Regions from separate parts of the Homo sapiens genome. Here regions 1 and 2 are each linked to region 3. Evidence: chromatin contacts called from ENCODE Hi-C data. All regions are on one chromosome and are shown on one strand. The core of a region is the stretch at or near the end of the contact, and the rest is flanking DNA. Distances in the headings are between cores, read along the strand shown. Region 1 holds the start of ABHD8 (abhydrolase domain containing 8). Region 2 holds the start of NDUFB7 (NADH:ubiquinone oxidoreductase subunit B7). Region 3 holds the start of FAM32A (family with sequence similarity 32 member A).

Evidence for each region. A loop is a pair of places that touch in the nucleus more often than their neighbours do. Pooled maps may share reads with other maps.
Region 1: a loop to region 3 is called in a pooled map, with 8 times the contacts of the local background. The contact joins the promoter of ABHD8 here to the promoter of FAM32A in region 3. A Hi-C loop is called at or near these places in 4 of 50 pooled maps.
Region 2: a loop to region 3 is called in a pooled map, with 11 times the contacts of the local background. The contact joins the promoter of NDUFB7 here to the promoter of FAM32A in region 3. A Hi-C loop is called at or near these places in 5 of 50 pooled maps.

What each region holds. Positions count from the first base shown.
Region 1 is chr19:17,301,994-17,304,966 of GRCh38, reverse strand. It overlaps ABHD8 (abhydrolase domain containing 8), which reads left to right and starts at 1,542. Exons shown (of 5, transcript NM_024527.5): 1 at 1,542-1,725. It also overlaps a transcript of MRPL34 not described here. RefSeq lists silencers at 1,420-1,969, 2,353-2,647.
Region 2 is chr19:14,570,428-14,573,374 of GRCh38, reverse strand. NDUFB7 (NADH:ubiquinone oxidoreductase subunit B7) reads left to right here and starts at 1,309. Exons shown (of 3, transcript NM_004146.6): 1 at 1,309-1,486. The coding sequence starts at 1,375. RefSeq lists an enhancer at 1,088-1,377.
Region 3 is chr19:16,183,846-16,186,782 of GRCh38, reverse strand. It overlaps FAM32A (family with sequence similarity 32 member A), which reads right to left and starts at 1,373. Exons shown (of 4, transcript NM_014077.4): 1 at 1,267-1,373; 2 at 1,018-1,159. The coding sequence starts at 1,340. RefSeq lists enhancers at 1,779-1,828, 1,731-2,366.

The sequences.
Region 1 (2,973 bases), core at 293-2,792, 1.1 Mb before region 3:
GGGCCAGGAGTTTGAGACCAGCCTGGGGACATGGTAGCAACCACCTATAGTCTCAAGTACTTGAAGGTGAGGTGGGAGGATTCCCTGAACCCAGGAGATCCAGGCTGTAGTGAGCAATGATAGCGCCAATGCACTGCAGCCTGGGCAACGGAGTGAGATCCTTTCTCAAAAAAAAAAGGAGTCGTCTTCTCTCAACCGCTGTCCATTCTTCTGGCCCGACTGCTTTCCCTTGACTCTCCCCCAAGTTCAAGGGCTCCTCAAGGGCCAGGGGCCTGGGGCTGTATCCCTACAAGTGCCAGCTTGGGGTTCATGCAGAGAGGTGTTTGCTAAATGAATAAACTGTATAGTCTCCCAGAAGTGCCCTTAGTGGGCAAGAGTAGGTGTCTGGACGGAATCCAGCTCTGGCAGCAAATTCCAGGGGATGTGAGTGGCCAAGCAGCAAGGAGCATTTAACCCCTCGTCCTCCGAAGCCCATCCTACCTGTAGCATCGTTTAGCAAAACATCACCACTATAATAATGCCCATAATATATGGAGCATTTGTTATATGCACGACACTATGATGAGTGCTTTACCTGCGTAGCAAACTTATGAGAGGATTAATTTCATAGAGAAATAAACGGAGGCTCAGGAAAGTGAAGTAACTTGCCCGAGGTCACACATCAGCAAAGGGCAGAGGCTGGATTTGAGACCTGAGCTCTCCTGAGGGCCTACCATGGCCCCGCCGGTACCACAGAGCTGGGATGCCTGCCTCTTGCTATCAGCCCTTCTCAGAACCATGGCAGCCATGGGTTAAATCGGCTGATTATGAAATTCAAACTCTCTAATTACCCACAGCTCCAAGACTTTCCTTGAAAGCTTTAGAGAAGCCCGTCACGATGGCTCACGCCAGTGATCTCAGCCCTTTGGGAGGCCGTAGACGAGAGGATTGCTTGATGCCCAGAGTTCGAGACCAGTCTGGGCAAGATAGCGAGACCTCGTCCCTACCAAAAGAAAAGGGGGGGGCGTAGGGGGGAGGTTAGCAAATAATGGTTCCCAGGGTTTGGAATCACACAGCCTTGGGTTCAAGTCCCAGCTTTGCTCCTTGCTTGATTTATGCTCTTGTGCCCTTTATGAGCCTCAGTTTCCCCACCGGAGATTGGAAAAAGATCTTGGAGTCTCTGCTTCTAGAATGGAAAGGTCAATACAGAGAGAAGAGTATGGGGGCCTCGTTTGGAGAGGAACAGGGCAATTGGGAGGCAGGGGCTGGGGGGCAAGGGCTTGGGAGACCCATTTGCAGAGAGAGGGCCCCGGCCGCACACTCCCAGGCGTCCCGCAGACCCTAGACTGCAACCCCCTTCTCCGCCTTGAGCCAGGCCCCATCCCTCCCCCAACCTCGGTGAACCCCCAAAAGGGGCGGGGCCGTTGCTCCCAGAGCCCGCCTCCACTACGGAATTGCCGCCTCTCATTGGGCTCCTAACTAGGCCAGGTCAGTCCGCAGCTGCGATAGGCCGAAGTGCCCGCCCGTCGGCACGTGGCTCCGCCTACTCGGGGGAGGAACTTAAAGGGCCGGCTGTTTCGGCGGCCGCGGGATGCCCCTGCGCTGACCGCCAGGGGCAGGTGCCCGCCCGCGTAGACGCACCCGGCCTGACCCCGCGCCACCATGTAAACGGCGCCAGCAGGCGGACGCTGGCTTCTCCGCCTGGGACCCCTCCGCCCCGACCCGGGCCCCGCGGCCCTCGATGAGGTGAGCGGGGAACGGGCCCCAAAAGGAGAGATCGAAGCCCCGGGGCCTCCACTTCGGAGGAGTGGTGTCCACCAACCCCGCGTTTGGGCTCGTAGGAAGCCACGGAGCCCCAGTGGGCTCGACCCCGCTGCAGGGATGACGAACACCTGGAAGGCGGGGGCCGGGGGCGGGGAAGCGGGGCTGGGGTGGCGCCTGTGCGTTGCCCTCCACAATCCGGGATTAGGGCCCCACTCGAGGTGGGGGGCATGGCCTGCTTCCCCTCCAGTATGTCTGGGGCCACTGCGGCTCAGTCTCGGGCGTGCGTTACCTTAGCGGCGCCCAACCTGGGGTAGGGGGCAGGCAGGCAGCTGGTCCCATCTCCAGGCCCTAGACACCTCGACAATGGGGGTGCACTGCTCGGGTATCCCCCCCTTAGGTTATGTAACCGCCTGTGGTTGCCATGGACACGGGGGCGGGGGTGGCCCAAGGAGTGGGATGGAGGCTTGGAGGCCCCCAGCCAGGGCCCTGCCTCTCCCATCCTCTTCGCCACCTCTGGGGACTTGTATAGCAGATCCCCAGAATCCAGGGTGCCAAGGAGGAAGTTCAGAGTCTAGCTTCCTCTCAGAGTGTCTGGGCCTCAGCTTGGCCCTCTATGAAACAGACCCCGGCTCACCCCGGTCTAGGGGAGCTGAGCAAGGCTTTCTGTGGCTCAGTCCCCATCCCCCTCTCCTAGGGCCTCACCTTTCAGGAGTCAAATTCAGAGCCAGGAGCCTCACTGGGGGCTCACCAAAGATTTGCATATTTTAGATGCCTTAGGAGGCCCTGGGGATATGTGAGTTAGTGAGTGCATACCTGGATGAGTTAGTGAGTTAGTGTATACCTGAATGAATGAGTTAGTGTATACCTGAATGGATGAGTTAGTGTATACCTGAATGAATGAGTTAGGAGGCCATAAATGGTATAAACTCCAGCTGGGGGGAGGGGGTGTCTTCCGGCTGGTCCACATTTGCCACAATGTCCCCTTCTCCAGGAACATCCCCACACAAGACGCCACCACCTTCCCTGTGGACACCCTGTGGGGTAAGCCATAGCCAAGTCTTTCTCTCTGAGGATAGACTAGGGTGACCCAGGAGGGTAACTACCACAAAGGCACTGCTCAGACAAAACATGTCAGTGCACGGTGGCTCACACCTATAATCCCAGCACTTTGGGAGGCCGAAGCAGGAGGAAAATTTGAGGTCAGGAGTTCAAGACCAGCCTGGCCAACAT
Region 2 (2,947 bases), core at 60-2,559, 1.6 Mb after region 3:
TTTTTTTTTTTTTTTTTTTTGTAGAGATAGAGTCTCCCTATATTGCCCAGGCTGGTCTCAAACTCCTGAGTTCAGGCGATCCTCCCATCTCAGCTTCCCAAAGCTCTGAGATTACAGGTGTGAGCCACTGCCCTGGCCCATATTTTTTTTTTTCCATTAGACTGTTTTTCTGTTCCATTAGACTGTAAGCTTGAAAGACAGGAACCACGTCTGCCTTTCTGTCTGACCACTGGACCCAGCATACCATACAGTAGATGCCTAATACATGCTTTGTCAGACTGGGGAAAAATATATATTAGATATTAATATTAGATATTAATATATTTTAAAATTGTATAAAGATTGCATATATATATATAATTTATTTGAAATTTCAGCTTTAAATAATTGTTTTTGACCAGGCACAGTGGCTTACGCCCATAATCCCAACACTTTGAGAGGCTGAGGCGGGAGGATCCCTGGAGCCCAAGAGTTCAAGGTTGCAGTGAGCTATGATTGTGCCACTGTGCTCCAGCCTGGGCGACAGAATGAGACCCTATCTCAAAAAATAATAATATAATAATAACTGTATTTATGAATAACTTTTATTTAAATTAAATTTATCAAAATCTTTCTTGGACAGGCACTGTGGCTCATGCCCGTAATCCCAGCAATTTGGGAGGCTGAGGCGGGGGAATCACTTGAGGTCAGGGGTTCGAGACCAGCCTGGCCAACTGGCGAAACCCCGTCTCTACTAAAAATACAAAAATTAGCTGGGGGTGGTGGCGGGCGCCTGTAATCCCAGCTACTCAGGAGGCTGAGGCAAGAGAATTTGAGCCCAGGAGGTGGAGGCTGCAGTGAGCCGAGATCGCGCCAATACACTCCAGTCTGGGCGACAGGTACTGTGTCTCCAAAAACAAAAAATTCTTAAAGTGACTTTATGCAAAATTACATACATTAACGATATAATAGATATCGTGCCTTTTTTAAGAGAAATTTGAATGTTTTCAAAGAAAAAACTTTTTGGAAAATGATATGAAAAATAATTTTAATATGTGCTTTAGCCTCGGGCTACCAGAAGAGCCCCAGATAGGGTCGAGGGAGGCCTCAGTCCCACACCGTCCCCTTCTGCCCCGCCCAGATGGATTTCCAGGCTCAGGGAAGTCCCCTCTCGGGTCCAACCATATCCTGCGAAGAGACACAGCACCTGTCCCGCCTCCGCCTGTCCGCGAGGTGACGCCAGGCGGACCGGAGCGATCCTCTGGAGTCCTTCATCTCTATGATCTCCGCAGCTGCCTAAATGACCCGGAAGCTGTGTCTGACTGAGGGGTCAGTGGTTCCGGGTAGGAGCTAGGTGACCCTCGGCTGCTGCAGGGATCTGCAGCGACTGCAGCCATGGGGGCCCACCTGGTCCGGCGCTACCTGGGCGATGCCTCGGTGGAGCCCGACCCCCTGCAGATGCCAACCTTCCCGCCAGACTACGGCTTCCCCGAACGCAAGGAGCGCGGTGAGGCCCAGTGCGCAGGCGCAGCCAGAGGGCGTGGGGCGCGGGTGCCTGAACACCTGGCACCCCAGGGCTGGCACCCCAGGGCTGGGCTCTAACCTCAGGTGTTGTATCTGGGTTTGGGTCTAGACTAGGAGTCCACAGGACGTGCATGACCCCACCTCAGTGTGGAGGCGTTCCAGCCCAAGGGCACGGCTTGAGCAAAAGCCAGGGAGCAAAAGTGAGGCGACAAGTGGGGGTTCGGGCAGGAATGCGACGCGCAGAGCTGGGTCGAGTCTTTTTTTTTTTTCTTTTGAGACGGAGTCTCGCTTTTTCTTTCAGGCTGGAGTGCAGTGGCTTGGTCTCGATTCACTGGCAGCCTCCACCTCCCGGGTTCAAGCGATTCTCCTGCCTCAGCCTCGCGAGTAGCTGTGATTACAGATGTGTACCACCATGCCCAGCTACTTTTTTGTATTGTTAGTAGAGACGGGGTTTCTCCTTGTTGGCCAGGCTGCTCTTGAACTCCTGACCTCAAGTGATCCGCCCGCCTCGGCCTCCCCAAGTGCTGGGATCGCAGAAGTCAGTCACCACGCCCGGCCTCGGGCCAAGTCTTGGGGGACGTGGGGAGTCATGGGAGGGCAGGGACACGTTCATTGTACCCCCTTCCTGATGTCACTGCAATTGTGGGGTATGCACAAGGAAATAAGGAAGATTCGAGCTGCAAATACTGTCCTGCAAAGTGCTTTGTTTTGCTTTGAGACGGGATCTTGCTCTGTTGCCCAGGCTGAGTGTAGTGGCACAATCACAGCTCATTGCATCCTCGACCTCCTGGGCTCAAATGATCCTCCCGCCTCAGCCTCCCGAGTAGCTGGGACTACAGGAGCGCCCCAGGATGCCAGACTGATTTTTTATTTTTTGTAGAGTTGGGGGTCTTGCTGTGTTGCCCAGGCTGGTCTCAAACTCCTGGGCTCAAACGATCCTTCTGCCCAGCCTCCCAAAGTGCTGGGATTGAAGATGTGAGCCACTACGCCCAGGATGGTTTTTTGGTTCGTGTGTTTGTTTTTGCTTTTAATGTAGTAATATCACAGGCATACCGAGCACCAGCTCTGGGCCACGTCCCACATTAGGCACCGCGGATACAGCAGGGAACTGGAGGGATGCAGGCACTGTCTCCAGAGAACTCAGCACAGTGGGAAAGATTGTGGAATCAGGCAGAGCTGGGGGTGTCAAAGCAGGCTTCCAAGAGGCAGTGGCTGGAAACAAAGACGTGAAGGGTGGCCGGTCGTGGTGGCTCATGCCTGTAATCCCAGCACTTTGGGAGGCTAAGGCGGGCAGATCACCTGGGGTCAGGAGTTTGAGACCAGCCTGGCCAACATGGTGAAACACCATCTCTACTAAAAATATAAAAATTGAGGCCGGGCATGGTGTCTCACACCCATAATCCCAGCACTTTGGGAGGCCGAGGCGGGCAGATCACGAGGTCAG
Region 3 (2,937 bases), core at 124-2,623:
TTAGGGGGGTGGAGACTACCCCCAGGTGAGAATCACTGACCTACACTGATTATTCCCTCTCCCCAGCATAATGGACCCAGTTTCTGTCTTACTGTGAACTCTTCTGTTCTCCACTGCACACATTTATGGTGTTAAGAAAAAATAATTTATCGGAGCCTTATAATACAATACAAACAAAGTCGTCATGGGCATGGCCATTCAATATCAACAGCTGAGACTGGGTGCGGTGGCTCACGCCTGTAATCCCAGCACTTTGGGAAGCTGAGGCGGGCGGATCACTTGAGATCAGAAGTTCGAGATCAGCCTGGCCAACATGGTGAAACCGCATCTCTACGAAAAATACCAAAATTAGCCAGGTGTGGTGGCGGGCGCCTGCAATCCCAGCTACTCGGGAGGCTGAGGCAGGAGAATTGCTTGAACCCCGGAGGCAGAGGCTGCAGTGCTCTGACCCCGCCAAAAATAACTAATTTTTTAAAAAATACAGCATGTTTGAATCTGCCAAACAAAGTTGTCTTGGAAACAAACTTTGTGGTGACTTCGAGCGGCGAGCATGGCCATTTAATATCAAGAGCTGGCATCCACTGAACATGTATGCACTGCTTTTTACTTTCATGACTTCCTCTCAAGTTCCCAACCCTCTTAGAATAAGTTACTACCCTGACTCGTACAGAAGAGGAAACTTGAGGCACGGAAATAAGAAAGTCACTGGCCTAGTGTCGCAGGGCAAATAAGCCACAGCACTGGAATCCAAACCCGGGTCTCCAGCTCTGGCCTCCTTTCAACGCCAGTTCTAGCTCTCCCCTCTGCTGCCCACTCGGGCCAGCGGGGTCTTCTCATCCTTGGAGCTCCCCCGGCAGAGGGCGACTCTTCTCTCACTCACGTACAGCATCCTCTCCCCGTAATTAAGGTCTCCTCTGACCGCTCCCCTGCCCTCGGAGCGTCCCAGCCCTGACCCCAATTTCCAGTCTCCCGGCGCCGGGTGTTCCCGCCTCCCCGCCGCCTTCTGCTTCTGCTCACCCGCTTCTCCTGCATTTTCTCGAAGGCCGCCTGGGCCGGGGTCCGCTTGTCCAGGCCGCGCCGCTTCTCCTCCTCGTTCTTTTTGCTCGTTCCCATTGCTTCCAGGAGTTTCGCTTTGTCTTTGTCCTTCTTTTTCTTCTTCCTGGAAAAAGACATGAGGAGGCGGCGGGTCGGAGGATCAGGGCCAGGGGTCCCGAGAAAAGGTCTAAGGGGGATGAAGACGGAATCCCGCGGGCCCTCGGGCCTCACCGCTTGGTCACTCCCAGCTCTGCGACGCCTTTCAGCTTCAGGGGTCCCTTTTGGACCTGCTCGTAGGCCTCCATGACACTCTCCAGTGCTTCGGTAGCTGGAGTGCCACACTTCCTGTTTGCAAACACTATTTCCGCCCGAATGGCCGCCTCGCTTCTCTTTGATTGGCTGAGCTACAAGGTGAGCATGCGCTCTTGGTTCTGGACCCGGGCCACACTTCCGGGTAGTGGGCGGGACAGAGAGCCAAGCGAATGAGTGCCCTTCGATTCCTATCTGCTGCCACACTTCCGAATTTGGCGCCCACTTCCGGTCTCCCATTCTTCACACAGGGTGCTGGAAACCCAACCCCTTTTTGAGCGTTTTGCGCACTTTTGGGTGACCTGTTCTCTCTCCTTGATTTTTTTTTCTTTTTTAGAGACACGATCTTGGTCTGTCACCTAGGCTGGAGTGGAGTGGCGCGATCGTGGCTCACTGCAGCCTTGAACCCTTGGGCTCAAGAGATCCTCCCGCCTCAGCCTCCCCAGTAGCAGACTGCAGACGGGCGCCACTGAGCGCGGCTAATATTTTCATTTAAATTTTTTTGTCGAGATGGGGTCTCGCTGTGTTGTCCAGGCTGGTCTCGAACTCGTGGGTTCAAGTGATCCTCCTGCTTCGGCCTTCCAAAGCGCAGGGATCACAGGCCTGAGCCACGCCCCACCACCCCCGTTCTCTTTTATTGCCATATTTTGAGCGTTCACTGGATAGCTGAACCTAATTTTGTAAACCTAATCAGTATTCATTAATTTTTCAGCTTTAGGTAAATGACAATATCATGTGACAAGGTTGGTGGTATGTTAAAACAATTAAAAATCTATTTTATGCCGGGCGCGGTGGCTCACGCCTGTAATCCCAGCACTTTGGGAAAACGAGGTGGGCGGATCACGAGGTCAGGAGATGGAGACCATTCTGGCTAACACGGTGAAACCCCGTCTCTACTAAAAATACAAAAAATTACCTGGGCGTGGTGGCGGGCGCCTGTAGTCTCAGCTACTCGGGAGGCTGAGGCAGGAGAATCGCTTGAACCCGGGAGGCGGAGGTTGCAGTGAGCTGAAATCACACCACTGCACTCCAGCCTGGGCGACAGAGAGAGACTCCATCTCAAAAAAAAAGTACATATATATTTAAATCAGCACTTTGGGAGACCAAGGTAGGCGGTTCACGTGAGGTCAGGTGTTGGAAACCAGCGTGGCCAACATGGCGAAACCCTGTATCTACTAAAACAAAACAAAACAAAACACAAAAAGCAAAAATTAGCTGGGCATAGTAGCCTGCGCTTGTAGTCTCAGCTACTTGGTAGGCTGAGGCAGGAGAAGCGCTTGAACCCGGGAGTCGGAGGTTGCAGTGAGCCAAAATCGCACCACTGCACTCCAGCCTGGTCAACAGACAAAGACTCCGTCTCAAAAAAAAAAAAAAAAAAAAAAAATCAATAGAGATAGGGTATTGCTGTGTTGTCCAGGTTGGTCTCAAACTCCTGTCCTCAAGCAGTCCTCCTGAAGCATTAGAATTACAGGCGTGAGCCACCACCCCTGGCCCTTTCTTTCTTTCTTTTCATCCTTTCAGTACTGTGCGGTTTTCTTACATACGATGTGTACATGCATATATCTTTTTTTTTTTTTTTGAGACAGAGTCTCG